4 separate regions of the Homo sapiens genome follow, and regions 1, 2 and 3 are each linked to region 4. Evidence: read pairs that join two places in POLR2A ChIA-PET (ENCODE). Cell type or tissue: OCI-LY7. All regions are shown on one strand. Each heading gives the region's core, and the rest is flanking DNA. Links, peaks and the distances in the headings are about the cores only.

Region 1 (8,164 bases), core at 1,619-6,618, 130 kb after region 4:
CTTTGATCATCCTGTAGAACATGCATATTCCACAAAATACAGTTTGGGAAATATTGTGCTACAATATCATTTAAATACATGAAAATTTTCTAAAATAGGTGAAGCTTTTTTTAATACGTACATCTATCCACATGACAGAAATTATGCTATTTAAATTTTTCAGAGAATATCTAGTGACATGGGAAAACTGCTTACAATATAATGTTAATTTAAAAAACAGCATATAAAGTTATATCCAAAGATTCCAATTTTGTTTAAAAAATACTTAATATGCATATAAAAGAAAAACTATAGGAAGTATGTATGCCTAGACCTCAATTGTGGTTGTTCTTTGGCAGTGGGATTGCAGATTAACATGTATTTTTTTTTAATGTTAGAAATTTCCGGTCGGGCTCAGTGGCTCACCTGTAATCCCAGCACTTTGGGAGGCTGAGGCAGGCTGATCACTTGAGGTCAGGAGTTTGAGACCAGCCTGGCCAACATGGTGAAACCCCGTCTTTATAGCTGGGTGTGGTGGTGTGTGCCTGTAGTCCCAGCTACTCGGGAGGCTGAGGCAGGAGAATCGCTTGAACCCGGGAGGCAGAGGTTGCAGTGAGCCGAGATTGCGCTCCTGCTCTCCAGCTTGGGTGGCAGATCAAGAACCTATCTCAAAAAAAAAAAAAAAAGAAATTTCCAAATTGTCTGGAATAAGTATATTAAATTTATTTTTAAAAAGGTTATTAAAAACTATAAGAAAATTTTGTTTGCTTTCATCTGAAATGTAATGTTCCTCATGTTAAATCTCGTTCTGCAGATCCGTTTAGCAAACTCATTATTCTTCAGAGTGCAAAGGACACTCAGTAAACAACATTTCTGAGATGTAGAGACTTAGAAGAGAAGCCAGCTCCTAAAAAGCTAGGCTGGTTGAGCAATGAGATCTCTGTGCACAAATTTTTAAAAGACATCCACAAAAGGTAGATGTATAGAAAACAAAGACAGTGGCCTGTACTTCTAAGAAAAGTAACAGCATAACTTCCACCCCAGAAGATGTAGGCCTTGCAGAAGATGCTTTTGAGGTATTACTGAGAACAGCAAGGTCATTAAGGAAATCTGCATGTATAACAGAAAGGAGATCTCAACTCCTGCTTTGTGTCTGTCTTCTTAAGAACTTAGGGAAAAGTCACCTTTAGAAAGAGGAAATGGAAGGCTGGGTAGGAGAAGAGCTTCTGTGAGCCAGGCCTCGATTTGGTATGAAGAAATGACAGTTACATTCAAACTTGGGATGGTGTAGAGGGTATCCAAGAAGCTTGTGGGAGTAGGTGCTTTATCAGATCCCTTTTGAGTTAGGTTATTAGATAAAATTGTTTTTATGTGAAGCTATTTTAAGAAACCTTTTCCTCTCGTGGATGCTGAGATACTGAGTTGAAAAAAAAAAAAAAAAAAAAGAAACCTTGAGTCCCTGTAACCCATTAGGGCACAGTGGAAAGAGGTTTTGGAATCAGTTTGATTCTGCACTCTGCCTTTATTAGCTGCATGGTTTTGGACAAAATATACAATTTCTTTGGAAGTCATTTTCCTCAGCTACCAGGCCTGGCACATAATGGAGCTTAGTTCTCCCTTTATGTCACTTCCAACGTAGGGTGCTCACTTGAGCCAGTGTCTGCCAAGCCTCAATGGGTGCTTCAATGGCCCTAGTTCTCCAAACAGCATTTTAATTATCTCTCCCATTCATTATTTTTATTTCTCTTCTCTTTTTCTAACCTTAATTCTGTTTCCTTTTCTTCCCTACCCCCACTATACACACATACAACTCATATATTTGAAAGAGGTAGTTTTTATGGTTTTTTTTAAAGCTTCTAGAATAATTTATATGTGATAGAGGATGCATATATTTTTCAGAATCTCCAGAATCTGGTCTCCAGAAACATTATTCTAATCTGTGTATGGAAAAATCCCAGAAAATTAATCCTTTTATATTGCATATACTCCAAGAAGTGGATGAAGAAATTAAAAAGGGGTAAGAAAGACAAATACTTGATTACATTAATAGTGTTTGCTTATATTCATGTGTGTGAAAATCCTAACATATTGAGTGATTTTATAGCCATTTGAAAATGCTTGGTAAAATGAACATACCATTTGATTCAGGTAAGTAAGTACACGAGCAACACTGTTAGTAGGTCTTAGAGGTGGTATAGTATTCAGGAAAGAGCACTAGACCAGGAGTACCCAAGCTTGGGCTCCAGAGTGATCTTTAACTTCTGTGGGTGGGGTGAATCTTTTTTTTTTGTTTGTGGGCAGGGTGAATCTTTTTTTTTTTTTTTTTTTTCTGAGATGGTGCCTCCCTCTGTCGCCCAGGCTAGAGTGCAGTGGCGTGATCTCGGCTCACTGCAAACTCAGCCTCCTGGGTTCAAGCAATTCTCCTGCCTTGGCCTCCCGAGCAGCTGGGATTACAGGTGCTCGCCACCATGCCCGGCTAATTTTTGTATTTTTTAGTAGAGACAGGGTTTCACCATGTTGGCCAGGCTGGTCTCGAACTTCTGACCTCAGGTGATCAGCCCGCCTTGGCCTCCCAAAGTGCTGGGATTACAGGCGTGAACCACCACGCCTAACCTGAGCTGGGTGAGTCTAAGCAAATCACTGAAGTTTTCAGTGTTATCTATAAAGTGGGGATACTGTTTGTGTGAGTGTGAGTGTGTGTGAGAGAGCTAAATATATGGAATCTTTTAAAGCACTTTGCAGTCTGCAGAATGTTCAGTAGTTTTAAGTTACCTGGTATAAATATACTGTATAAGTCTACTTATTATATGCTTGCTTCCAGTAAATGATATCTGTGATATGACTATTTATACATGAAGGAAACATACTTTTACTTCTTTACTGGGTTTCTATTTCAAAATCTTTTTTTTTTTTTTTTTTTTTTGTATTTTAACAGGCTAGCAGCAGGAATCACATTAAACATTGCTGGTAACAATCGCTTAGTGCCAGTAGAAAGAGTTACAGGTGAAGATTTTTGGATTCTTTCCAAAATTTTAAAGAATTGTCTGTATATTAATGGTATGTTTCCATAAGAATCAATACCTCCTGCTTTTCATTGATCTGATTTTAAGTATTCTTTATAATGAATATCCACTTCTATTCATCTGTGCTTCAGGTTTGGATGTTGGATATAACCTTCTATGTGATGTTGGTGCATACTATGCTGCGAAACTGCTTCAGGTATTATTTTACTACAAAATGTCCTTAGTTCCATTTACAATGAAACCAATTAGTCTAATGACACACACATAAAACACTAGTTTTACCTGATGTCAAGGGTCCTGACTCTGTGCTAGAACACTCGAAATATACTGGAAACCCATTGTGGATTTGGTCTCAATGGAGCCAGTAGCTAGAGCTCCTAAGTTATCTTTTGCAAACTTGTACACCATGATTAAATATATACACCACACATCTTTCAGATTGATCAAAGGTAAATATAGTTTTTTCTTTCATTTATATTGTAATTATATTTTGATTACATGAGAATGATTTTTTTCCTTAATGTAGTTGTTTTTGCTAGGATACAGTTTTTCTTGGTTATAAAGATTTTCTTTGGAGGAAAACACTTATTCAAATAAAGTATATACTGTATGTGTATATGTATATACATGTATGTAAAACTGACCAATTTCCAATAATAATAATGTGTAATAGCTTCTTTTCTCTTATAGAAACAACTTAATCTCATTTACTTAAACCTCATGTTTAATGATATTGGGCCCGAAGGTGGAGAATTGATTGCTAAAGTGCTACATGTAAGCATTTATGTATTTCAAACTAACATTGTATTTGGAAATTCTAACTTCTGATAGCTTGGAACCAACAGTGTCCAATGTTGAAGTGAACTTATTTTAATATTGTAGGAATGTATATTTTTATTATACTTTAATTTATTCAAGTGTAGACATTGCATGAACACTTTTGAAGTCATAGTTTTACTAAGATTTAACTCACATACATAAAATATACCCTTTGAAAGTCTTCAGTGGTTTTTTAAGTATTAATATATTCACAGGGCTGTGCAAGTATCACTACTATCACTATTTTAAAAACATTCTTATCACCCCAAAAAGAAAAGCCCTAAACTCATTAGCAATCCCTCTCCATCTTTTCTACCCCCTGCTCTCCAGCCCCTGGCAGTCACTAACCTACTTCGTCTCTCTATGTATTTGCCTATTGTGGACATTTCATATAAACAGAATCATACAATATGTGGCCTTTTGGGACTGGCTTAATGTTTTCAAGGTTCATCTTGAAAACCCAGTCACAAAGATTTATGTTTTTTTAAGAGTTTTACAGTTTTAGCTCTTTCTTTGATCCATTTTAATTTTTGAATATGGTATGAGGTAGGAATCCAACTTTATTCTTTTGCATGTGTATATCCACGTGTCCTAACACCATTTGTTAAAAGACTATTCTTTCTCCCATTGAACTGTCTTGACAGTTTTGTCCAAAAATCAGCTAACCATCATTACAGGAGTTTATTTCTGTACTCTCAATTCTATTCTTTTAATCTGTATGTCTATCCTTATGCCAGTACCACACTATCTTGATTACTATAGCTTTGTAGTAGGTTTTAAAATCAAGAAATGTGTCCTTGTTCTTTTTTCAGGATTGTGTTGGCTCTTCTGTGTCCCTTGCATTTCCATATGAATTTTAGGTCAGTTAATCAATTTCTGCAAGAAAAGCAGCTGGGAGTTTTTTTTTTTTTTTTTTTTGAGATGGAGTTTTGCTCTTGTTGCCCAGGCTGGAGTGCAATGGCGCGATTTTGGCTCACCACAACCTCCACCTCCTAGGTTCAAGCAATTCTCCTGCCTCAGCCTCCCAAGTAGCTGGGATTATAGGCATGCACCACCATGCCTGGCTAATTTTGTACTTTTAGTAGAGACAGGGTTTCTCCACGCTGGTCAGGCTAGTCTCAAACTCCCGACCTCAGATTATCTGCCCACCTCGGCCTCCCAAAGTGCTGGGATTACAGGCATGAGCCACTTCACCCGGCCAGCAGCTGGGATTTTAATAGGAATTACAGTAAATCTGTAGATCACCTTGGGGAGTATTGCCATCTTAAGTCTTCCAAACCTCGAACATAAGATGTTTCATTTATTTAAGGCCTTTCATTTCTTTCAGCAATGCTCTGTAGTTTTCAATGTGCAAATCTTACATTTCTTTTGTTAAATTTATTCCTAACTTTTTTTTATGCTATTGTAAGTGGAACTGTTGTTCTTAATTTCATTTTTAGGTTGTTCATTGTTAGCATATGGAAATACAGCTGTTTTTGTATATTGATCTTGTGTCCTGCTATGTTGCTGAACTCTTGTGTTAGTTCTAACAGGTTTTTTTGGTGGAATCCTTAGGATTTTCCCTATGCAAGATGGTGTCACATACAGAGTTTCACTTCATTTCCAATTTGTATGGTTTTTCTTTTTGTTTTTCTTGGCTAATTTCTCTGGCTAGAACCTCCAGTACAATGTTAAATAGAAGTGGTGAGAGGACATCCTTTTCTTCTTCCTGATCTCAGAGGGGTTTGAATCGTGATAATTATTTACACTATTATATGTCCTAATAGTTACTCATTAGAATGATGAAATGTCTGTGATTTTGTGAAATATTTATCAAATTATATTACTTTAAAAGTGATATAGGAGGAATGGGGAGTGACTGGTTAATGGTATAGGACCGGCTTCGGGGATGATGAAAATGTTTTGGAACTAGCTACAGGTGATGACTGTGCAATATTGTGAATGTACTAAATGCTACTGAATTGTATACTTTAAAATGGTCAGTTTTATGTTATGTGAATTTCACCTCAATTTAAAAAAGTGAAGTGCTATAATTTTCTTAAGATAAATTTACAGATTTTTCCAGTGAAAGTTTATTAATATATGTTTTATTTACTGGTTATTGCTTGGGCATCTGTTTCTTGGGCATTCTTTCTACTCAACTGTTAAACTAGATTTTTATCTATTATGGTAGATTGAATGTTACCTTTAAGGTATATATCCTCTTCTGGCTGGGCGCGGTGGCTCATGCCTGTAATCCCAGCACTTTGGGAGGCCGAGCTGGGCAGATCACGAGGTCAGATCGAGACCATCCTGGCTAACATGGTGAAACCCCATGTCTACCAAAAATACAGAAAAAAATTAGCCAGGCGTGGTGGTGGGTGCCTATAGTCCCAGCTACTTGGGAGGCTGAGGCAGGAGAATGCTGTGAACCCAGGAGGTGGAGTTTGCATTGAGTCGAGATCACACCACTGCACTCCAGCCTGGGCGACAGAGCGAGACTCTGTCTCAAAAAAAATATATATCGTGTTCTAGCTCCATGAAAATTGGAGTCTGCAAATAGTAATACAGTCTCCTAATTCATGTAATATATAGAATTCTGTGGATTAACAATTATTAAATAAGTTTTTTTTCCTTTTCAGAAGAATCGGACTCTGAAATACCTAAGAATGACTGGAAACAAAATTGAAAATAAAGGTGGAATGTTTTTTGCTGCAATGCTGCAAATTAATTCATCATTAGAGAAATTAGATCTGGGTGACTGTGATCTGGTGAGTAAACTGGTTATGAGAAAATCATCCAGATAGTGGGTCATTAGAGAACAGCTAAATCAGAGTCTTATGAATGATTAATTTTGCCTCTTATGTCTAATATCAGAGAAAAGGTGTTTTTCCCCTAGACATAATAGTGCAGATTATTAATAAAATCAGACTATAGTAAATAACATAGAAAAATACTTAATAAAAATATTCCTAAACTTCCATCTATATAACTCATCTTAAACTGTATGGAATTTTTAGAAAAAGATCATGTTCACTTTAATTAAACAAATATTACTTTATTCATATAATTTTTTACTTTTGAAAATACATTTTAGGCTGCAGTGGCTCACGCCTATAATCCCAGCACTTTGGGAGGCTGAGGCAGGTGGATCACCCGAGGTGAGGAGTCCAAGACCAGCCTGGCCAACATGGTGAAACCCCGTCTCTACTAAAAATACAAAAATTAGTCGGGGCCTGGTGGCGGAAGCCTGTAATCCCAGTTACTCAGGAGGCTGAGGCAGGAGAATTGCTTGAACCAGGAGGTGGAGGCTGCAGTGAGTTGCACTCCAGCCCCTGGGCGACAGAGTGAGACTCTGACTCAAAACAAAAATAAAATACTTTTTAGTAGTTACTTATATTGTAGCACAAAAACTTAAAATGATGATGCTAAAAGCTGCTCTGAAGCTGGGCGACATGACATGCACCTGTAGTCCCAGCTATTCAGGAGGCTGAGGTGGGAGAATCTCTTGAGCCCAGGAGTTTGAGGTTACAGTTCACTACAACCGTGCCTGTGAACATCCACTGTACTCCAGCATGGGCAACATGGTAAGACCCTGTCTCTAAAAATTATTAAAAAAGATAAAAGTCGCTTTGAACCTTCACCTGGCCTGATAATGAAAAATGTGTTTTTTTGCATGTCTTCAAATTCCAGGCTTCACTTTCTCTGACATGCTTTCAAATCTTTAGGCCTACTCTTGGGAACCTGTTGTATAGCCTCAGGTTAATCAATGTGACATGAAAATAAGATGGGCCAGGGGGCTCTCTGGTATAATAGATTCTGAAGGATTAACTTTTTTTTTTTTTGGAGACAGAGTCTCACTCTTGTCACCCAGGCTGGAGTGCAATGGCGTGATCTCGGCTCACTGCAACCTCCACCTCCCGGGTTCAAACAATTCTCCTGCCTCAGCCTCCTGAGTAGCTGGGATTACAGGTGCCTGCCACCACGCCCAGCTAATTTTTTTTTGTATTTTTAGTAGAGACGGGGTTTCATGATGTTGGCTAGGCTGGTCTCAAACTCCCGACCTCAGGTGATCCACCTGCCTCGGCCTCCCAAAGTGCTGGGATTACAGGAGTGAGCCACAGCGCCTGGCCAAGATTAACTTTTTAAGGTGGTAGATGCAGCCAGTGTGGTTCTGGGAAAACATTAATTCGGTACTTATCATCTCCACATACCAGTCATTGTGCTGGACACTAATGATACAACAGTGAATCACATGGCCTCTGCCTCTGCCCTTATGAAACTTATATTTTAGTTGGGGAAACACCAATGAAGAAGTAGAGGAAAGTGCTACAAAAATGACTGAGTACTCTGATAATGGGGAG
Region 2 (8,164 bases), core at 1,283-6,282, 53 kb after region 4:
GCCTCCGGAGTAACTGGGATTACAGGCACGTGCCACCACACCGGGCTAATTTTTGTTTTGTATTTTTAGTAGAGACAGGGGTCTCCCCGTGTTGGCCAGGCTGGTCTCAAACTCCTGACCTCAAGTGATCTGCCTGCCTTGCCCTCTCAAAGTGCTGGGATTACAGGTGTGAGCCACCACACTCCACCAGGGCTATTTGAATGCTCATGAGAAGTTCTAGAAATAACCGCTATCAGGGCAGGAATAATGGTTTCTCTTTGCTATGGGGCCCTCTCCCCTTTGTACTTCAAGGCCTCTCTGAGGTCCCAAGGTAATAAAGAAGGCAAAGACCAGTCTTGGGTGCAGAATCTTAGGTGCAGCTGATGCCATACCTTCGGTCCTTCCTGGCCATGTCCACAACCGTTAATAGTTAGTCCCCTGTGGTCCTTATGCAGCCATGCATCCTTTATTACTCAGCGAGTTATTACAGAGGATACAGTAAGCAGCCGGCCTATGCAATATTCAACTCCCATTTCGGAGATGTTCATCCTCAGTTGCCTCCTCCATTGAACTTGTCTCCTTATTGGCAGATTGTAACAAACAGAACACATTCATTTGAGTTTAAAAAGCCACCATATAAGGCTGGGTGCGGTCACTCACGCCTGTAATCCCTGCACTTTCGGAGGCCAAGGCGGGCGGATCACGAGGTCAGGAGATCGAGAGCATCCTGGCTAACATGGTGAAACCCTGTCTCTACTAAAAATACAAAAACTAGCTGGGTGTGGTGGCGCAGCTGGTGCAATCCCAGCTACTCGGGAGGCTGAGGCAGGAGAATAGCTTTAACCAGGGAGTTGGAGGTTGCAGTGAGCCGAGATCACACCACTGCACTACAGCCTGGCAACAGAGCAAGGCTTCGTCTCAAAAAAACCAAAAAAACCAAAAAAAAAACCAAAAAAAACCCCACATCTCTATGGATTTAGATGCTCACAAAATTTTCCTAACCTGGATGTAACCTCCCATATGCCCAATGCCAAAATATCAGGACTCACAAAATCCTGAAAATCAAAGCCCTATCTAAATACATCCTCATCACAAATGCTGCCCAAGGTAGAGGAAAGGCAGAGGAAATAATAGATTTAAGGGTACTGTACCTTTTAACTGTGGTCACAGAAAAGGATACGAGCCCAGAGAAGTATGAACTATCTACCCTCCTCTGGCCTTTAAGCAGGATTCAACATTGCTCATTCCTATTGCATTACCTAGCTGCCTTTTAAACCTTCCCACAACAGTCTAGAACAACTGCATTATACAGGAGCTCAGGGAGACCAATAATATTTGTATAAGGATGTGTATGAATATTACACAGTGCTGGGTTCCAACGGAGCTCGTCTGTGATGAAGAACTCACCCTTTTAAGAGTTTCTAATATTCCCAAAGCAAGGAATAGAAAGTCAGAAAGGCACACGCTTTAACCAAATGCAAAAGAGGTGGAGAAATACATGCTTCACAGTGGTTTTATTTTTGATAGGGAAAAATACAATAGGAAGATAAGGAGAGTGTCACTAGGTTAGCATAGGGTTTTGAAGAGCTAAAGTGAAAGTCAGAAGACTTTCCAAAGTGGGGATCCCACTTGTCAACCTTGATTCCTCTGATATGTGGTGTGATGAACACAATAAATTATATACTGAATTTCAACCCTCTTCTAGCAGGTTTTCCCTACTGCAGACACTACAAAGTTAAAATGACTTTTCCCAGCCTCCCTTGAAGCTAGGTTCAGGAAGTGATTGAGGTTCTCCTGATCCTTCACATTTGTGCAAGCCTTGAATTTGCAACTGAGGTACATAGGGTGACAGGCAGGTCACGTGACATCCAATTTCCTGATGTCTGTGATTTTGAGCCAGCAACTGTGACACTACTTCTAGTTTCAACAGGCAGTGTCCTCACTATGAGAGGGCCACAGCTTTCTGGGTAGCACAGTTATGTGGGGTAGCTTTGGGAGTACTTCCTGGAAACACAACTTAGAATCCATTTCTCCATGATTCCATAGCTATTTAATACAGGCAGTATTTCTCTTTTATTAAGCTATCCAGAGTGATTCCTCGTCTCTGCCAAAGAATGCTGCCAATACCCTGGTGTTATGGGATATTTGGAGTATTGATTTTTTTGCCAGAAACCTCTGTGGCTGGTGGCATCTTGGCCTGACTGCTTGTCCTGCATCCAGGAAGAATGAGGTATGCAGACAAGTGAAGGGTGAAGAAGATGAAGAGTTTTATTTAGTGTTGGAGACCCACAGTGGGTAGCTCCTCTCTGTAAGCAGGTCATCCTGTCGAATGTTCGGCTCTCAGCAGAGAGGAGGCCCTGGAGAGGGTGGCTCCTCTTGGCAGGCAGGACATCTCTGCAGCTCTCAGCAGAGAGGGTAACTCCTCTGCAGCTGGTTGTTGCGTCTGTCTCTCTGCCTTCTTCACCCTCTGGCCATCCTCTGCCCTGCTGGCTGAGCCTAGGACTTTTACAGACCTCAGAGGGGAGGAAGTGCATGCTGATTGGTCCATGGGCAGCCATGGGTGGGTCTGGAAGAGGCATCCCGAGTCTCCACTCTAGTCCACAGGACTGGCAGCCCAAGCCCCCAGCCTTCAGGCCCTCCCTGGCCTGAACATGGGGACTTACTGGGGACCTGCCCCCTTCTGCCCAGGAATCAATCTGCTTCCCACTGCCATTTATGGCCCCAACCCCACTCTGAGATCAGAGTAGGTTCTGGGACCAGAGGCACCAGGCAGTGGGAGCAGACACCTCTGAGCCTGCAGGCTGCAAAGATGCCCAGGTCCTGTGCCTGGGAGGGTGGCTGTTCCTGCCAACTCAGAAGGGGTGGGGTTCCTGCTTGTCCCTGGCTCCTGCCTGCTCTGTGGAGCAGGAGGCCCAGCTCTGCAGCTGCAGGTCTGGCAGTTGCTGTGGCAACCAGGCAGGCAGACCCTGCCTACTCCTAGCCCCCTCCAAGAGCACAGGGAGGCTCGGATATACAACCACAGTTTGGGTGGCTGTAGCCCCACTCAGGAGGGCAGGGCTCCCACCAGCTCCATGGATTGTGCAGTCCCAGCCATGCTTCCCTGCTGTAGCCAGCATCACTGGGATGGTAGAAGGTGCTGGTTCCTACAGGAGGAATAGGATAGACCCCTTGGTGACCTCATGGCAGGGGTATGTGCTCAACCTCTCAACTTGCTTAACTCTTTCCCAACTGGGAAGAGCTCTGTGCCACTCCACAAGGGCTACTGGGATATAGGAAAATATGACAGGAGGGTGGTAAGTGACCATTCATTGTTTGTTTCAAGAATACCCGAGTCAGTTTTGGAATAAGAGACTGAACTCTTTAACAGAGCCCACAGGCCCCACACAATCTGGCTTCTACATGTTTCACAAGTCTCATGAACTGTTGCCCCACTTTCTCTTGTCCAGCCACACTGGCCTTTTATTTTTCAGATTCACTGTACCCCTCCCTGACACAGAACCTCAGCCTGGAATATTCTTTAACTGGCCCCTCCTATTTGTTCTTAAATCAACCCTCCCATTGAATCTCAGACCTCAGGATGCCTGTATTCTATGCTCTCTGGACAAGTTCTACTTTCTTCATAACATGAGTCACGGCCAGAATTAAATAATGACTTATATCTAAGTTAAAAATAAGTTAAAAATAGATGTCTCCCCTGCCAGACAGGAACGTCCATGAGGGCAGAGACCTTGCCTTGCGCACTAGGAGATTCCCAGTGCCTAACAATGCTTCGTACGTGGTTGGTGCTAAGTACGTGGTTGGTGCTCAGTAAGTACATACTTGGTGCTCAGTAAGTATACTTGGAGTGAATGCACTCCGTCTCCCTGCTCCGACTTTGCTGCATCTCTCACTGGACATTGGCTCCCATGATTGCTGCAGCAAGGGAAGACGGCTGGAAAAATTGAGCACTGGCTGTTAAATGCTTCTGCCTGGGAGTGTCGCATCTCAATTACACGAACATTTTGATGGCCAAAGCAAGTCACAAGGCCACCTAAATTCAAAAAGGTAATCCAGGGAGAGGAGTAGAATGGCAGGTACTGGTGTGTAATAGTAATGTTTATCGCAGCCTCCTACCCAAGAAACTGACCTAAACATTAAGGTTGGGATAGGACGAAGGGTTGATTGTTCTGTAACTGGTGACTTGAGTTTTACCTCCTAAAATAAGTGCACTGCATTCTTTGCTCTAAGGAATATTTTTCCCATTTCACTCTTATTGTCATATTGTCATGTTCTTTACTGGCTAATGTGCTTTCTTTTTTTCTTTTCTTTTCTTTTTTTTTTTTTTTTGAGACAGAGTTTTGCTCTTGTTGCCAGGCTGGAGTGCAATGGTGTGATCTCGGCTCACCGCAACCTCCGCCTCCCAGGTTCAAGCGATTCTCCTGCTTCAGCTTCCCGAGTAGCTGGGATTATAGGCATGTGCCACCACACCCAGCTAATTTTGTATTTTTAGTAAAGATGGGGTTTCACCATATTGGTCAGGCTGGTTTCGAACTCCCGCCCACCTGGGCCTCCCAAAGTGCTGGGATTACAGGCATGAGCCACCACGCCTGGCTAAATGTGCATTCTTATCTTGGCAGCCCTAAGCTCAGGGCTTTACCAGAAATGCCCCTGTGACAATGAACTTTAGGTCAATAACAGAATCTGCTTACCCGGGCAGGCTCTTTGAGTATTCATTGCCTTCACAGGACAAGCAGATTTAGTCCCTTTGTTACATGTGAACCATGGATGGTTTGCTGTTGCTCTCCCTCATTTGCCTTGAAATACAGTTGCTCTTGGAGCTTTGCAGAATGGGCCTGCCTCAGCATCAGTCACACATTTATGAACATCTGTGACCTATAATGCCGTTACCGGGTATTAATAGGTGCAAAGAAATACAACTCATGGCTGTTGTCCTTAAGGAACTAACTGCCCAGCTGAGGAAGCAAGATGTTAATACCTTAAATTACTTATTACTTAAATTCATGGCTATGTATTTTTAAATACAGGTCAGGCAATACAAGAATTTCAGAGGTGAGAAAGCTCCACACAGCCAGTTACATAGTCAAAGTCTATGGGGATGTGGGAGGTGAGCTGGCTTGGGGGTGGTAGGACTCGGGTTTTGGAGGCTGGATGGCCCTCCTGAGCCTGGGCTTCTCCAGGGAGAGCCTGGGAGAAGATCAGGGAGGAAAAAGAGCACAACACAGATAGTGGAGCGAGGGCACCTACCATCAACAGCTGGGTGGAGGATGCCATAGAGCAGCAGGGGAGAAATGCTGAGAGCACAGCACTTCACCCAACAGTGGCCTTCCCTTCCCTTTGTCTTTCTCAGGTCATGTCAGTTCTGACCTCAGGCTTTCCCCAGGTCATAATGTAACCAGGCAGCTTAAATTCAAAATGCATTTTAAAACTTTTTTTTCTTTTTTTTTTTTTTGAGACGGAGTCTTGCTCTGTCGCCAGGGTGGAGTGCAGTGGCGCAATCTTGGCTCACTGTAACCTCTGCTTCCCAGGTTCATGCCTCCCCGGTTTAAGCAATTCTCCTGCCTCAGCCTCCTGAGTAGCTGGATTACAGGTGGGTACCACCATGCCCAGCTAATTTTTGTATTTTTAGTAGAGACAGGGTTTTGCCATGTTGGCCAGGCTGGTTTCGAACTCCTGACCTCAAGTGATCCACTCGCCTCAGCCTCCCAAAGTGCTGGGATTACAGGTGTGAGCCACTGCACCCAGACTGTATTTTGTTTTTAATTCCACAGGTATTTCAAAGAATCTCTGGGGAGGCTTAGAAGCTGCACTTATGGCACCAGGAAGCATGAATCATGCAGAATCCATTCTGAAGACATGGCCTTGGCTGTGGCAATTATATTAGGCTTCGAAGGCAGTAGGGGCCAAGGTTCTAGCAGAGAGCCTAGCCTGCCGCATCAATGGGGTCAATGGTGCAGAACGTGGTGTCTGCACTCAGCGGTAACAAGGAGAAAATAGAGATTAAAATTATTTGTCTCCTTTTGCCCAGCTTTGATTAAAAAGAAATAACTAAGACAAAACATCCATAAAGATGATGTGCTATGAAAGGCCTGAGTTGAAGTGACTTTCTGGGAGTGCTAGGTAACTGTTTGCTTGCTCTAGTTCATATTAAGAGAAAACTTTCAGCTTGCCTAAATGCTTTTAATGTATTTAAGCAACTTCAATGTAATTTATAATTTCTAGACTTGAAATAATTTGCTTGAATTTAGGATTTTTTTTTTGAGGAAATTGTTAGTTCACAAAATGCCTGTTATCCTTTACTTAAGTTGTAAATGACATCACTAGTATATATTTTCTATATTTTCATTTTTCTCCAGAAGGTTGTAAAAAGCCAGAACAGCTTTTAGTTCTTTGAGATTGTCACTGTGATTTCTCATCTCTCTTTCCCAAAAGACTTAATAAGAAAAAAAATTAATTTAAATTGTTTCTGTCAGATTCAGAAAACTCTAAATATAATAAGTAAGAGTTTTGTTCAGGAAATGCATCCCTTTTACCTTTTGTGTGCTGTGTACCTCTGCATTTCCAAATAACATGCTTATACTGTTATTTCATTTTTAGGTATTACCTATTGTCCTCTTTGTAGGACAAATGAGGATTTATTTCTGTTACATGTTTGCAAATTTCCCCTTTCCTCGGCATTCCAATATGGTTATTCCTGAGTTTTAACATATAGTGTTTATACTATTATGGCAATGTAAAAGTTGTTCACAGCTTAACCACAAAATATACCAAAAATGTGTAAGTTCACTCATTTAATGTGTACAATTCAATGACTTTAAATATATTCACAGTTGTGCAATCATCACCACAATCAATTTTAGGACAATTCCACATTTCTGTAGAAATGTGGAAATGAAACTCTATATCCTTTAGTTATAATATCCCTATCTCCTCACCCAATGTACAACTATTAATCTACTTTGTTTTATTCTGGCTATTTAATATAAACGGAATAATATATGTGGCCTTTTATGTTTGACTTCTTTCACTTAGCATATTTTCAAGATTTATTCATATTCAGTTATGTATCAATACTTCATTATATTTTTGTGCCTGAATAATATTGTTACTGGATCTTTGGGTGTCTATTTTCTTCCTGAAAACCCTGTGGCTGGTAGCACCTTTGCCTGAGTTCTTGTCCTGTGTCCAGGAAGAATGAGGTACACAGACAAGTGGATGGTGAAGAAGATGAAGAGGAGCTTTATTTAGTGTTAGAACAGCTCAGAGGAGACCCACAGTGGGTAGCTCCCCTCTGTAGGCAGGCAGGTCATACCCTCAGTGTTCAGTGCTCAGCAGAGAGGAGGCCCTTGGAGAGGGTAGTTCCTCCCTGCAGGCAGGTCATTTGGTCATTTGGTGGTCTCTGCAGATCTCTGAAGTTCTCAGCAGAGAAGGTGGCTCCTCTCTGCAGCTGGTTGTTCCCTCATCTGCTCAACTCTGGCTGAGCCCAGGGCTTTCATGGGCCTCAGAGGGGTTATTGTTGGAGGACTGGGTAGACTCCAAACTGCAACAACAGCTGGGTGTGGTGGCTCATGCCTGTAATTCCAGCACTTTGGGAGGCCAAGGTGGGCGGATCACTTGAGGTCAGGAGTTCAAGACCAGCCTGGCCAACGTGGTGAAACCCCATCTCTACTAAAAATACAAAAATTAGCTGGGTGTGGTGGTGAGCACCTGTAACCCCAGCTACTTGGGAGGCTGAGGCAGGAGAATTGCTTGAACCCAGGAGGCAGAGGTTGCAGTGAGCCAGGATCGCACCACTGCACTCCAGCCTGGGCGACAGAGCTAGAGTCCATCTCAATAAATACATAAAAACAAACAAACAAACAAACAAACAAACAAACAAAAAACCCCACTTCACCATCAACATTTTCATCTTGCCCAGAAACTGCTATCTAGAAGTTCTTCTGTTCTCTGGATTTTCTCTTGACTTATGAACCATACATCGTCTCATCTCTTAACACTCTAAGTATAATAGTGATTTGTAAAAGTCCCTTCTTCTCCCCACATTGTCTTTATTTTCCAAGTTTCATTTTTCTTACTGTTTCTGCACCTTGGTGTTATGTCAGAATCTTTCCTCAAATATCTTGACATCCTTGGTGCTCCACGCATATGTAGATTATGCATTATACTGGAATGTCTGTGTACAAAAGTA
Region 3 (8,164 bases), core at 1,557-6,556, 53 kb before region 4:
AGACAGAACACATCTTACCAAGCCTGAGTTTTGAGATTTGACTCAGAAAGTAGTACCATATATTTCTTGATTTACCTCCATTAATTTTTCTTAAGCTTTACTGAAGCTCCAAATTACAGTCCAACTGCTCAATACCAACCTTCTTGAGGTCAATTTTATAATAACAATACTTACCAACAGCAAGGAGAAGAATACTGGCTACAAAACAGCCTGCACCCACACTGAGGTAATAAACACCTACTCTCATTTCTGCTGGCCAAAGGGGGAAGAGGGTGGCCGCTATTACTGCAATCACTGGAACAAGAAATGACAAAAGTTAAATTTTAGAATAAAAACTTAAATGGTATGGCTGCACTAACAGAAACATATCCCTGGGGGAAAAACTGAGAAACATAAACACAGTGAAATATAAAATTGCCATTTTTATAGGTAAAAAATGGTCAATTATGAGCAATTTCATATTGTTCAACCTAACATTTTATACTATTCTTAAACTAGTTTTTATTAGTGTAAATTACATATAATTAGAAAAAAATGCTATGTAGAAATTCAAAACTGTTGCCTCCTTAATTTATCAACTGCCCCCTTTTTCAAGCTATATCTACTTTATTTAAAAAATACTAAGATATTTGCCTACTAAGTAAGGGAGCTAAAAGAAACAACAGAACAACAAAGCCAACAAAAAATGATTTCCAAGACCCCTCTCTGGAGATTCTTCTTCTGGGGTGGAGCTCTGACATCCACAGACTGAAAGATTCCCCAGGTGATTTCTGCTACAGATGTATTTTTTGGTGCTTAGGGAAACTGTTTACAAGTGTCTCCAGTTTTTTTGCAAGTAAAGTGGGGACACAAGAAAGAATTATAAGAAATTAGAAGCCTGGTTATTAGGTCTTTAGAATAAGACCAGGATTAAAATTCTAGCTCCATCACTTATAAGCTATGTAACCCTGGGCAAGTTACTTAACTCTTTTGAGGCTAAGTTACCTTATATTTAATAAGTCTCTTCCTATTCTTCAAAGGTTGTTGTGAGGATGAAATGATATATTGTACGCAAAATATCTAGCAAAGTGACTAGTACTCTTATTATAAAAGAGTTATTTTGCTTTTTGTTTTCTGAAACAGAGTCTTACTCTGTCACCCAGGCTGCAGTACAGTGGCATGATCTTGGCTCACGACAGCCTCGACCTCCTGAGCTTAGGTGATCCTCCCACCTCAGCCTTCTAAGTAGTTGGGACTACAGGTGTGAACCACCACACCCGGCTAATTTTTTGTAGAAACGAGGTTTCGCCATGTTGCCTAGGCTGGTTTCGAACCCTTGGATTCAAGCCATCTCCCTGCCTTGGCCTCCTAAAGTGTTAGGATTACAAGTGTGAGCCACTGAGCCCAGCCTTAAAGAGTTATTTTGAATGGGATCCTATCATACCATATTGACCAAGCTTATTTTAACTGCTACCTATTTTTTTTTTTTCTGTTTGTTAAATCATTCTTTCCCCATAAAACCTCCTGGAATACACACGTTAAAAAGCAAATCAAAAACAAATCAAACCCCCAGCACTTTGGGACAACGAGGCAAGTGCCCAGGAGTTTGAGACCAGCCTGGGCAACATGGCGAAACCCCATCTCTACAAAAAAATACAAAAATTAGCGGGGTGTAGTGGAGTGTGCCTATAGTTCCAGCTACTCAGTAGGCTGATGTGGGAGATCACCTGACCCCAGCAAGTCGGGCTGCAGTGAGCCATGATTGTGCCATTGCATTCCAGCCTGGGTGACAGGAATGAGACCCTGTCACAAACAAGCAAATCAAAAGGTATAGAGAAAATTAAGTCTTCATCTAATTCTTATTCCACTTCCCAGAGGTTAAGTACTATTAAGCTTACCTGTATTCTCAGAGACTGCCTATATATAATTAACTAGCTACAGGGACTTTTTTTCTAAATAAGTAAATGAGCTTATACTATTCTTACTCGTCTGTAACTTTCTTTTCTTTTTTTATCTATTCTAGGTATAATATCCTTGCACATGTACGTTTGTGCAACTGTGATTATGGCATAGGGTAAATTCCTTAAAGTGGAATTTATTAGATCAAATGGTATAAGCATTTTGAATTTGAAAGATATTTGCTAGATTATACTCAAGTATAGTCTAAGGGATTTGGAAAAAAACAGATAATGTGTCAATGCACACACTTTGTGCAACTGTATGGGAACAGCCTAGAATTGCTGGGTCACTGCAGACACATAAAATTTCAAAGATACTGACAAACTGCCCTTTACAAAAATTAAAACAATAGACATACCTATCAACTGTTAGAGAGAGCTGATTTTTTTCTAAGACCTTTAATGTTAAGGTTTGCAAGACTCTTAATCACTACAGCTTTAATTTGTATATGAGTGTGATTAAGTATCACTCATGATGATTGGTCATTGTATTTCTTTATCTGTTAACTACCTTGACCATTTTTCTATCAGTTTGTTAATCTCTTAAAAGATCTTTAATATGTTTCAAATATTTTCCTTAGTGTATTATTTATCTTCTGACTTTATTTAAAGTATTTTTAAAATGACAACTATTTTATGTTAAATTTAGGAACATTTTCTTTTACAGTATCTGCATATTGTTTTCTAAATTTTAGATTGCACTTTATAGCTATTAACATCTCACTACTTACCAAGAATTAATCCCATGACAAATGTTTTAAAGTGAACTGGGTCATAGATCCATACATACACCTAGAAGAATCAAGAAACCTCGGTGCTTAAAAGTTCTAATGTCACATTAGAAAGTAATGCTTAATTCTATATTTTAGGTCCCTTAAAGCAGTCATCAACCTCTTAACATACGAGAAGTAATTTCTAAGGTAAATAAATTCCAAAGATCTTTCCTTCAGTAGTAGTGGTTCTTCTGGCGCTAGAAAATGATTATAGGATAACTATAAATTCTATAAAGCACTTAAGTAAATTTGTATGTTCTTACATACACTTAAAAATTTGTTTGACTGGGCTTGGTGGCTCACGCCTATAATCCCAGCACTTTGGAGGCCAAGGCGGGCAGATCACTTGAGGTCAGGAGTTCAAGACAAGCCTGGCCAACATGGTGAAACCCTGCCTCTACTAAAAATACAAAAATTAGCCAGGTGTGGTGGTGGACGCTTGTAATCCCAGCTACTCGGGAGGCTGAGGCAGGAGAATTGCTTGAACCCAGGAGGCAGAGGTTGCAGTTAGCTGAGATCACACCACTGCACTCCAGCATGGGCGACAGAGCAAGACTCTGTCTTGGGGGAAAAAAAAATTGTTCCATGTGTGCACATCATTATTTATTCAACCAAAACACCAGCAACTGCCAACCTTTTTGTCCCTAATGTAATGATGAACCAGTCTGGGATAAAAGCGCAGTTAAGACAGATTCCAGCCAGGCCCTATTACAGATCTAGTATCACTCAACTCCACACTTTTCTCTCCTGAGAAGACACAAAGATCAATTATTAAAGATCATGCTTGGTGAACATAGTCTCTATGACTGTATTAATTTCATTGCCTACTCCTCCATGGAGGGCCCATAAGCTGGGAACCACTACTTCAAAACTTAATTTACTTTTATCAGGCTCTTATTTTACACAACAGAAATTTACTTCATTCAGATCAGAACTCTGTTTGATCATTCATCCATAAAACTCAGTTTTATTTCTTAGTTTCTATAAATAACAGTACTCTTCCCTCTTATTTCTATATTGACCAGAACTCTTTATTGTCTTTCCAACGTGGTTCTTCAATTTTTAACACCAGAGGTTCCACTTTAACCTCTTATTTTACTCTGCCCATTTCCTTGGGAATCAGATTCACAGATATTACTTCTGCCAGTTTCCATTCTAAAAAAACATGTTTTTTTAAAAAAGATATTTCACAACTTTAAAAGTTATGGAGTGCATGCTGCTTTCTACAGAATAAAATCTAGGCTTCTCAGGATACCAAGCACCCATGCGTTTGCTCAGGCTGTTTCCTTCCCTAACAGACCTAACCTCCTTCCTGGCACGCCTGGCAATCTGCCAGTCATCTTCAAGTCTAAGCTCAAATGTCCTTTAGACCCTTCTTATCCTTCCTGACTAAATTAACTATTCCTACCTGGTGCTTTCACACCATTAATGCTTACCACACTGTACTATATTAACATGTTTAAGTGCCTGTATCTTTGCTAGACCATTAAGAGATTTTATCCTACTTATCAAGCTATTCCCAACGCCTATAAAAATAAAAATTTCTATTACAGTGGTTCTCAACAAGGGGTTCACATCAGTCACCTGAGGACACTTTATTATAGATATATAATCCTCCCCCACAATCCCACTCTAGATAGTCTCATGCAAGTAAGAATTTCAAACACACAACCCTAGGAGCCATGACTTTATAGATGTTACTATTGTATAGGTATAACAGGAAAGGATATATCCTGAAATTCACAACAGTTCAATGCCCAGTATATAACTCATGTTTACGTACTGGTGAAGTGACTGAATTAAGCAGTCTTTATGGAAGGCTACCACCATACAAATCTTCCATTACAAATGATAAGCATAAAGCATCAAGAAATGTTAAAAATTTTAAGCCCCTCAAGTGATGTGTCTGACTTACATTCTGTAAGAGATAGAGACTTGTAGCTATCTCCTATTCTGCTCTTTTTTCTTTGATAATAATGGAAACCCTACATTTCGGCTGGGCAAATAATCATCCTGTATAAAAAGTGCATTTCCAAGATTTTACTTCTCATATGCATGACCATGTGACTATGTTCTGGCCAATGGAATTCAAGCAGAAATGAAATTACCAGCTTTCTGGACAGTGTCCTTAAACTGGTCTCCTTAAAGAGGAGACATATTCTTCACTCTCCTTTCCTCTTTTCGATGCAGATATAAGATTGGCAGTCATTCTGGACCATAAGGTAACCTTAGCTAGAAGCCTCAGACAGAGGAGAAAAGAAGAGCTGGGATCCACCATGGAGCTGACGTATCTGTACAGCTTACCTACAGATTTCACTGATAAAAAAGAAATAAGCATCTATTTTGTATTAAGATGCTTTTATTTCAGGTTTCCTATCACTCACAGTCAAATCTGACTTTTAAAAATCTAAATAAGAGAAATTATTGATTTTTAAAAATGGAGTAGCTTTTATACATTTAAGAGCATAATTAGATTTCTCAAAATTTTTCCTTTTATTAGTGAAGGCATCAAACATCTTTCTAAAAACTCCTATAGAAAACTGAACTTCTAGTTATAGGCTTACTCTCACCTCATTTCCATCCAGAAAAACCTGATCATCATGTGGCTCAAGTTTGAATTTTTTCTTAGTTTCCTTCTTTTTAGGAGTTCCTGGAGTTTCCTCCTATGAAAACACAAGTTGGACAGAAGAAATAACACAAGTAAGCAAGAAATATGATGTTCATACAGTCAAAAAACTTTCACTGACTATTTGTAACACAGAAATAAAAATTCTCAACCACGGTATTTATAACAACTCTAATATAGTTATCTCAGGTAGGTGTTGCATAATACTTAAATGTGCTCATAGGCCAGTAGTGTTCATGTGCACATAATGATTTTTAAATTTTTACTTAATTTTAGATTAACTCACCTTTTTGGATTCTTCCTTTTCACCATCTTTTTTTTTCTCTTTTTCTTTTTTTGTCTTCTCATCCTTTATATTTTCTTTCTTGCTCTTTTTATCTTCTTCTTTTCCACTTTCAGCTTTTCCTTTATCTTTTTCTTTCTTTATGTCTTTATCATATTTCATTTTCATTACTTTTAGGGCTCGGTGAAAAAACTGCTTCTTTAAAAGCCTTTGGGAAAAACAGGTATGGCATTACACTCCCCATATAGATAGAGACTGAAAAGCAAAAATATCAAGACCTGAATAAAATAAGCAAAGGAAGGCATAAATTAGCAACACAAGAGAAATTACAACTAGTATGCCCGTGAAAAAGTAGTCAACTCTACCACTAAATCAAAACACTTTACAGTCAATTATATAAAAGTTGTCAAAACTCAGTGATATTCAATATAATTTTCACTTTTAATGATGTACCTTAAGTATAAAAGAGATTATAGGTTTGAGATTATCCATATAAAGACTCTTTCTGGGTTCATATAATCAAGACTCAGCTTCACTTTATGTTAAGTCTCAAATGCAAGAGCTGACGTAATAAAGAAAGGAGAAAATAAACAGTTTAAGAAATGTTAACAGATTAAAAGTGATGATTTGATGGGTCCAAATAATGTCTTTTCAGCTTTCTTGGTGTTATTTTTTCTCCAAGTACTTCGCAATTCAGTGTGCCACTGTAATGATTATCTTCAATTAAGCAATGATTAAATATACTAAGGTGAGATTTTTGGACTCTGAAAAGGACGTGCACAACATCAAATTGAAAAATGTGCAATATATTTGGCAAAACATGATGTATTCCTGGTTTCACTAATTTCTCTCTAAATAGATTGTTTTCTCTCTTTTTATCAGTTATTACTATATTTTATATTCTCACCTTAGGGCCTTCACACTGGCTGTTCCCTTTACTTAGAATGCTCTTCCCCCAAATAAGCAGGTCCTTTTGTTTCACTCCCTTCCTTCAAGTTTTCCCTCAACCACAACCTACTCTGTTTAAAACATAAGCCCACCTTCCCATTCTCTCGTTTCCTGTTACCCTATCCATAGCACTTATCTTCTAACTCACTATATAATTTGTAGTAGTTGTTTGCTCCTTCACTAGACGGTAAACTTCTTAAGAGAGAGAGAGATCCTTGCTTTATTCATTTTTTATCTGACCCCAGATTAAGTCAACGTTGCTTGGTAGTTTCTCTTTAACCTTACAATCCTACTCAAGAAATTGGGTTGCCCTTATTTTTGTCATCTAAAAGTCACTTTTTCAAATCTCATGTTCTAGTTTCAGAATTTCTGATTGGTTTCTCCATTCCTGCTTTGATAATGTCTAATTGCCACAATACAATCTAGAAGCTACGTCTCACTACCACCACTGGTGCCTGCTAATGGTGACTATCTAGCTACCTTTCTACTTACACCTCACTGGTGCCTGCTCCAGCACATCACAGCACTTGTTAACTAGATGCTTTCTTCCTGCCCAGATAACCACTTCTTTTTGTCACTGTGTTCAGTCCCCTGAAGCACCTATGTTTCTATGTTTTACCTGCCTGGCTGGGCTTCCATCTGCTCCCCAATTAGGTCCAGCCTATGAGCACTTCCACAAAGCTAATTTCTAGGTTTCCTCATTTGGCCCATACTACTTATTTGGAAGAGCTATTTTTAAATTATGTAAATATGATTGTGCATATAATTGTGCAAATGTTCAAACTGCCCCTCAAAATGCTACCATCATATCTGCTATGAATACATATACATATATAAACAAACAAGAATCTGAAATGAGACCTTAATGATTAACTACTTATGAGTACAAAGTGGGATTTAAGAATAGTAGTGGCATATTTGAATATGAAGTGTAGTCTTACATTTTTTACTCCAGAATGTCTTACAAAAAAAATCTATAATGAAAATATATTCTAATTTTCTTTGTGCACTTATATGATTTCCAGATTTTCTTTCAGGAACATTTATTTCCACTCCAAATGAAAATAAAAATACATCCTGTTCCTCATATGTTAATTGAAAAAGCAGCATTTTATAATGCAGTTAATATACATGTCCATATATTAAGAGTACATGTGTACACATACAGATACTTGAAGTATATATTCTCAAATGGTAATGTGGCTGGCTATCTACGAAGCAACATTATTAGTAATTTGGATTTTCTTCTAAATCATTTGCAACAGTTCCCATTTTCTTAAATTTACTTTAGTGGAAAAAATGATTCTTAATAAAGAATTTTAAAAACAAACAATGCAACTTTAGTAGAAAAAAGCCTTTTCCCTGATGAGTAGATACTGAAGGCAATAGAACCAGCAGGATCATCTGCTTCTGTCAATTTTCCTGCACAGCTGCCCACCCCCACGAAAGAAAAGTAGATTATTAACTTTCAATCAAATTGTGTTGAAAATAATTTCACAATTAGGTTGAAAGATGAGACTGACATTATTTAACATTTGTATAGTATCAGAGCCTCCGTTTGTTTGGCTTTAAACCCATGACATAGAACACATTACTA
Region 4 (5,000 bases), core at 1-5,000:
GAACTCCATCATTGCTTATCTGAATAGGCTTCCCCTCTGTCTTGTCCTCTTCAACTTATTTTCATAAAAGCAACCTGAGTGATCTTTCTGCAATATAAAGCTAACCATGCCGCTCCCTACTTAAAACCTGACTGCCTCCAGGATAAAGCCACAATCCTTCACTGGGTCTTCTGGGCTCTGTGACCTGGCCCTGTCCACCTCTCCAGTCTCATCTTGCTCTCCCCACCTCTCCCACCTTGGCCCTGGCCCTCTGTAGCACTGGGAACTACTCTCAAAGTCCCAACCATATTAAAGTTTTCTCTGGCTCTGGCCCTCACCTGGAAATTCCTCCTTTATCTCCCTCCTGCCTCACCTCTCCTCTTGACTTTCAGGTCTCACTTTAGAGGCCTCTTCCTTTAGGAGGCCAAGAGTCCCTCATATGTGTTCCCACCATGCTCTGTACCCGCCTTTCACAACGTGCTCGTATGGATGTGGGATCACTCACTGGTGCCCCTCTTCTGGACTATGAGTGCCATGAGAAGAGGAACCACATTGGTCTTGTTTCCACTCTGTGCTCCATGCCTCACAGGGCATGACTCAGGACCAGCTAAAAAGTAGAATCTTCTTGGAAAGCTCCTGTACTGGGAACCTTGTGTTCTAATAGATTTTAGTCATGAATGTATACATATATTTTTCCACAATATGCACCGGTGTGGAGAAAGGACTGAAATGTTCCACTCAAAACACACACTCCAGAGCCAATCCCAGTATTCATCTATGAAAATGTCTGATTGTCCTTTGGCCTGGGAATTAAGACTGACCAACTATGATGCCTATTGCTAGAATGGGCAATTGCTGAGGAATTCAGAAGGTGATTCAGCAGGAACATCTCCATGCTCAGAAACTTGTGGTCTTTGCTTTAGTTTCTACTACAGAAAACACCAAAGACATCCAAGGCCACCCTGTCCCCTGTCACCAGAACTTGCTGCTGGCCATTTCCAATCCATTTCATACCATTTGGAATTGATTGTGCTGCTTCTCTATCTTTGTAAAAAGAAGTTTCACTTATTTTTTATTGAGAGTTACAAGTGGGAGAAAGGCATTGTGTCTTCTACCATACAGTGTCCATCCCAAACTGGTCAGTGCACTGCTCCACGGTGGCCAGGACACTCAGGAGCCACTGGTCCATGGCGTCCAGACGAGGATCAGAGAGCACTGGGGAGAGGGGGTCATGGGCCATGGCAGATTTTAAGGTAGACTTCAGCACACCATTCTTTAGGTAGTTCCGTCTGTTCCAGGTAGACACCTGAGTGATGCCACACTGATAGAGGGGGGGAAAGAATGCTTCTTTCATCCAGCAAGGGGTTCCCAAAGCTTTTGTTGTTATCAAGAAGGATGAGCATACTGGCGCCCTCATTATCTTGAAAGTTCTTATAGTAATGGCAGTCAGCATTGTCAATCAGGTAATCAAAGACAGCTGTGTTAATGGTGTCCAGGCGGCACAGGCCAGAGTCATAAAGGGACGTTTTCTTCACAGCCTCACAGTAGCGCTCATCATACTCCCACCTGGCCAATTTGCCTTTTCAGTAAGTCCTGGCCCACGGGTGTCAGTGTTTCTGGAGAGGCCACACATCTGGAAGCCAAAGTGTGACAGATTTTTCCATTGTGTCTCCATCGGCACAAGCTGATTCTGTTTCTCGGTAGTAATAACACTTCCCATAAAAACAAGTATTGTGTCCTACAGTTAGGAAGGGGCTCAACAGCTGCTCCATGGTAACAGGCTTGATCTCTGTCTGAAGATGAACGGATCTGCCCACCATCAGCAGGGCTCTGGGACACCCACAATCCTGTCCAAGTGAAAGGCTGCTACCTCCGCATTGTGTCTATCATAACCGGCATATGGTTCCCTTCCACTACATAGTCTCGGCTATACTACTTAGGTTCGAAAACAACTTTCTGTTCCCTTTCAAGGATCAGTAAGGCTTTCAGCTGTGTCCCTTTATAACCCACATCAGCTTTAATAATTTGCTTGGTGGCCATGGCATGCATGATTGCCCCCAGCTCTGGTGTCTCTTCACAGTACACTTCCTGGGGAACCACCCACTGGGCTGCAGTCTCCTAGGAAGACTGCAACGTGTGGTCCAACTTGGGTGACAGCTCCATCCACAAGCCAGTCATCATTCGGTGAAAAGCCCTCAGGGGATCAAGTAGTGAAACGCTGCTTGGCAGTTGATGTATCTAAGTTGTCAATCAGGAAAACTTTGGTGAAGATAAAGATGACAGGAATTGCTAACAGCATGACTCGCTGCTTTAGCTTCATGTTGACCTCTTTTCTTCTCCCCTGACCCACTCACTCTCTGGCTCACTTATCAAGGAGAGGCAGTGGTAATGGTTAGTAAGGAGATTCCATCATTACACACATTGGTCCATTTGTGGATGCACCTTCCACAGTTCCCGTTGCGTCCTAGACTCGCTCGTGGCTACCCATGCAGTGCAATGCAGCATGGCCCCCGAGGAGGGGCAGCCCCAGGCTGTGCTTATCACCCCAGCCACTGCCACCACCACTGCAGCTCCCACCATTCCCTGGCCACCTCTCTCAGCGCTGAGCCAGCCGTCCCCCAACAAACTGCATTAAGTAATTATTTCTTTTCCTATTTTAATTAAGCAAATTATAGAAAATGGCTAATATAAATTAAAGAGCCAGGTGCGGTGGCTCACATCTGTAATCTCAGTTACTTGGGAGGCTAAGGCTGGAGGATCACTTGAGCCCAGGAGTTTGAGACAAGTCTGGGCAACATAGTAGACCCCCATCTCTTTAAAAAAAATTAGCTGGGTGTGGTAGTGTGCACCTGACAATTTGTGAGCATCCAAAGGAGGAACCACGTGGATAAATTTTCAAGCAGAGGTAGGCTGGCAGCCAGGGGACTGAAATGTGTGAGGATCTAACCCTCAGCCATGGTGGATGTACTCAGGGCCTGGGGCGAGGACACATACATGTCCCTGTCGCTCAGATGTACCCCCTTCTTTCTCACCAGAGCAGTTTGGGCCATGTGTAATGATATAAATGTGCACATATTTTCAGTAATTTCAGTTCTTTTTAGAGAGAGGATATTTTATCTGCTGAGTCCTCTGAACTAGACATTTACTTGGAACAAAATATGTTGCAGGCTCTCCTGAATGTTCCTTAACAGCTGAGCCACCAATCCTTTCTCTACACCTATTTAAAAGAGTTCATTTGCACTTGGGGCTTTGGGTTTTAGTTGTTATTTTTTTTCTGCTGAATTTCTTTTTCTACCTACAGGAGGTGAGTGGTGAGAAGTTGCTGAGTAGGCACCTAAGGCAGAGATGGGGAGTAAGAGGATAGTTGGGGGACAGTAGGTTTAACGCCAGCTAATCTCAGCACCTTGGTCCAACTCATTTAAAGAAAGGGGCTATGGGGCTGGGCGCGGTGGCTCATGCCTGTAATCCCAGCACTTTGGGAGGCCGAGGTGGGCGGAACATGAGGTCAGGAGGTTGAGACCAGCCTGGCCAACACGATGAAACCCTGTCTTTACTAAAAATACAAAAAATTAGCCAGGCGTGGTGGTGTGCACCTATAGTCCCAGCTACTCGGGAGGCTGAGGCAGGAGAATCGCTTGAACCCAGGAGGCGGAGGTTGTGGTGAGCAGAGATGATGCCACTGCGCTCCAGCCTGGGCGACAGAGCAAGACTCTGTCTCAAAAAAAAAAAAAAAAAAAAAGAAAAGAAAGGGGCTATGAGTAACAATGAGTAACACCTGATGGGACATTTTAGACAAGCGTCCTTGTGAGAGTGGGGTACAAGCAGTGCTGCTTCAGGGCTGTTGCATCCAGAGGGCATCTCCCCATTTCTGTATAAAATAACATCACAGAGCATAGCTGGGGGCAGGCACAGCACAGCAGTGACATCTTTCAGTTGATGCCACCTGCTGTCACTTGGAGGGAGTATACTTTAATGGGGAAACTAAAGCAGGACTTGATCCTAAACAAATTTGAGACGTATCTAGAAATAATTGCTACCACTTCTTGGGGTAGGGAAGAGGGCGCTGACATCCTGTCAGTGAGAGATAATGAGTCAGCAGAGTTTGGAGTACTCATGTTTATGTGACTTCTGTGTACCCACAAGGGGACATTTGGGATTTTAAACTATGAAAAGCATGTAATATTATTTATTACAAGAGCTATTATTATAAATTGCACTTTTCTGACTATGGATCACTAAGAATAATCAGAGTTCAAATTCAATGTGCCAGATCTTAGCAATCACATGCTTATTAAATAAGGGTTGCTCTTCCGGTTGTTATCAGAAGTTAGCAACTTAATTGAACCCATGGTTGACATGGCACTTGAAGTGGTATAGATACATTTAAAAAGTGGCTTACCCATGACTAATGACTAATTTTTAAAAATAAGGTTATAACCATTGAACAGGGAAGAGTAGGCCAAAAACTTTTTATCAGGTTATGCAAAAGACAAAAATGGGTGACTTGAGGAACACAACTTGCTTCATAAGTAACTTGAGGCTTGGCCGTCTCTTGGGTATAATGATGAAATTCATGTTTATTGAGTATTTACAAGGTGCCATGCACTCTAATGCTCACAAAAATCCTCTGAAAATGTATTATTATGATTATCTTCATTTTACAGATAAAACAACTGAGGCACAGAGAAGGGAGGCAACTTGTCCTAGGTCACACAACCAGAAAATAGAAAAGCCAGGATTTGAATTTGTACTTTCTGGCTTCAGAAGCTATATTCTTAGTAACTACTCTATATAGTTTTTCCGTAAGTCCCGTAAACTGAACTAAAAAATAATAATAATAAAAAGAAAAAGAGTTAACAGTATCTCACTGTAGACAAACATTTCACAAAACAGATCTGGAAAATAATCAGCTCTAGTATCAGTTAATTATGATGTAGTTAAACCTTAATATCCTTTTCTTGCTTTCTTTTCCTTTAACATGCAAACCAAAAATGATACTAGATTTAGTAGGCACTTTATTG

What was found. Peaks named below come from ENCODE experiments on the same cell type or tissue, not always from the same donor. Only the 100,000 strongest peaks of a DNase experiment are listed, where the experiment ranks them.
Region 1: POLR2A ChIA-PET joins it to region 4 with 6 read pairs; 2 of 35 experiments call an interaction of 5 or more read pairs at or near these places.
Region 2: POLR2A ChIA-PET joins it to region 4 with 9 read pairs; 2 of 35 experiments call an interaction of 5 or more read pairs at or near these places.
Region 3: POLR2A ChIA-PET joins it to region 4 with 6 read pairs; 6 of 35 experiments call an interaction of 5 or more read pairs at or near these places.

Annotation. Positions count from the first base shown.
Region 1 is chr3:169,802,460-169,810,623 of GRCh38, reverse strand. It overlaps LRRC34 (leucine rich repeat containing 34), which reads left to right. Exons shown (of 11, transcript NM_001172779.2): 2 at 1,879-1,996; 3 at 2,915-3,036; 4 at 3,134-3,198; 5 at 3,693-3,776; 6 at 6,443-6,571. Among named protein-coding and RNA genes, the nearest start is that of LRRIQ4, 6.3 kb to the left of the region's middle. RefSeq lists cis regulatory regions at 2,140, 4,396 and enhancers at 2,068-2,212, 4,324-4,468. In OCI-LY7, for the core only: no CTCF peak of the experiment used is centred there; no DNase peak of the experiment used is centred there.
Region 2 is chr3:169,874,729-169,882,892 of GRCh38, reverse strand. No RefSeq gene overlaps it. Among named protein-coding and RNA genes, the nearest start is that of LRRC31, 8.9 kb to the right of the region's middle. In OCI-LY7, for the core only: no CTCF peak of the experiment used is centred there; a DNase peak (open chromatin) is centred at 5,902.
Region 3 is chr3:169,980,370-169,988,533 of GRCh38, reverse strand. SEC62 (SEC62 preprotein translocation factor) reads right to left here. Exons shown (of 8, transcript NM_003262.4): 4 at 5,623-5,827; 5 at 5,281-5,373; 6 at 2,669-2,729; 7 at 175-294. Among named protein-coding and RNA genes, the nearest start is that of SEC62, 18 kb to the right of the region's middle. In OCI-LY7, for the core only: no CTCF peak of the experiment used is centred there; no DNase peak of the experiment used is centred there.
Region 4 is chr3:169,929,297-169,934,296 of GRCh38, reverse strand. The region is part of intron 7 of SAMD7 (sterile alpha motif domain containing 7); the gene reads right to left. It also overlaps the pseudogene FAM20BP1. Among named protein-coding and RNA genes, the nearest start is that of SAMD7, 20 kb to the right of the region's middle. In OCI-LY7, for the core only: a CTCF peak has its summit at 3,928 (motif pointing left); DNase peaks (open chromatin) are centred at 1,976, 2,426, 2,886 and 3,906; H3K4me3 peaks cover 2,620 bases; H3K27ac peaks cover 3,596 bases.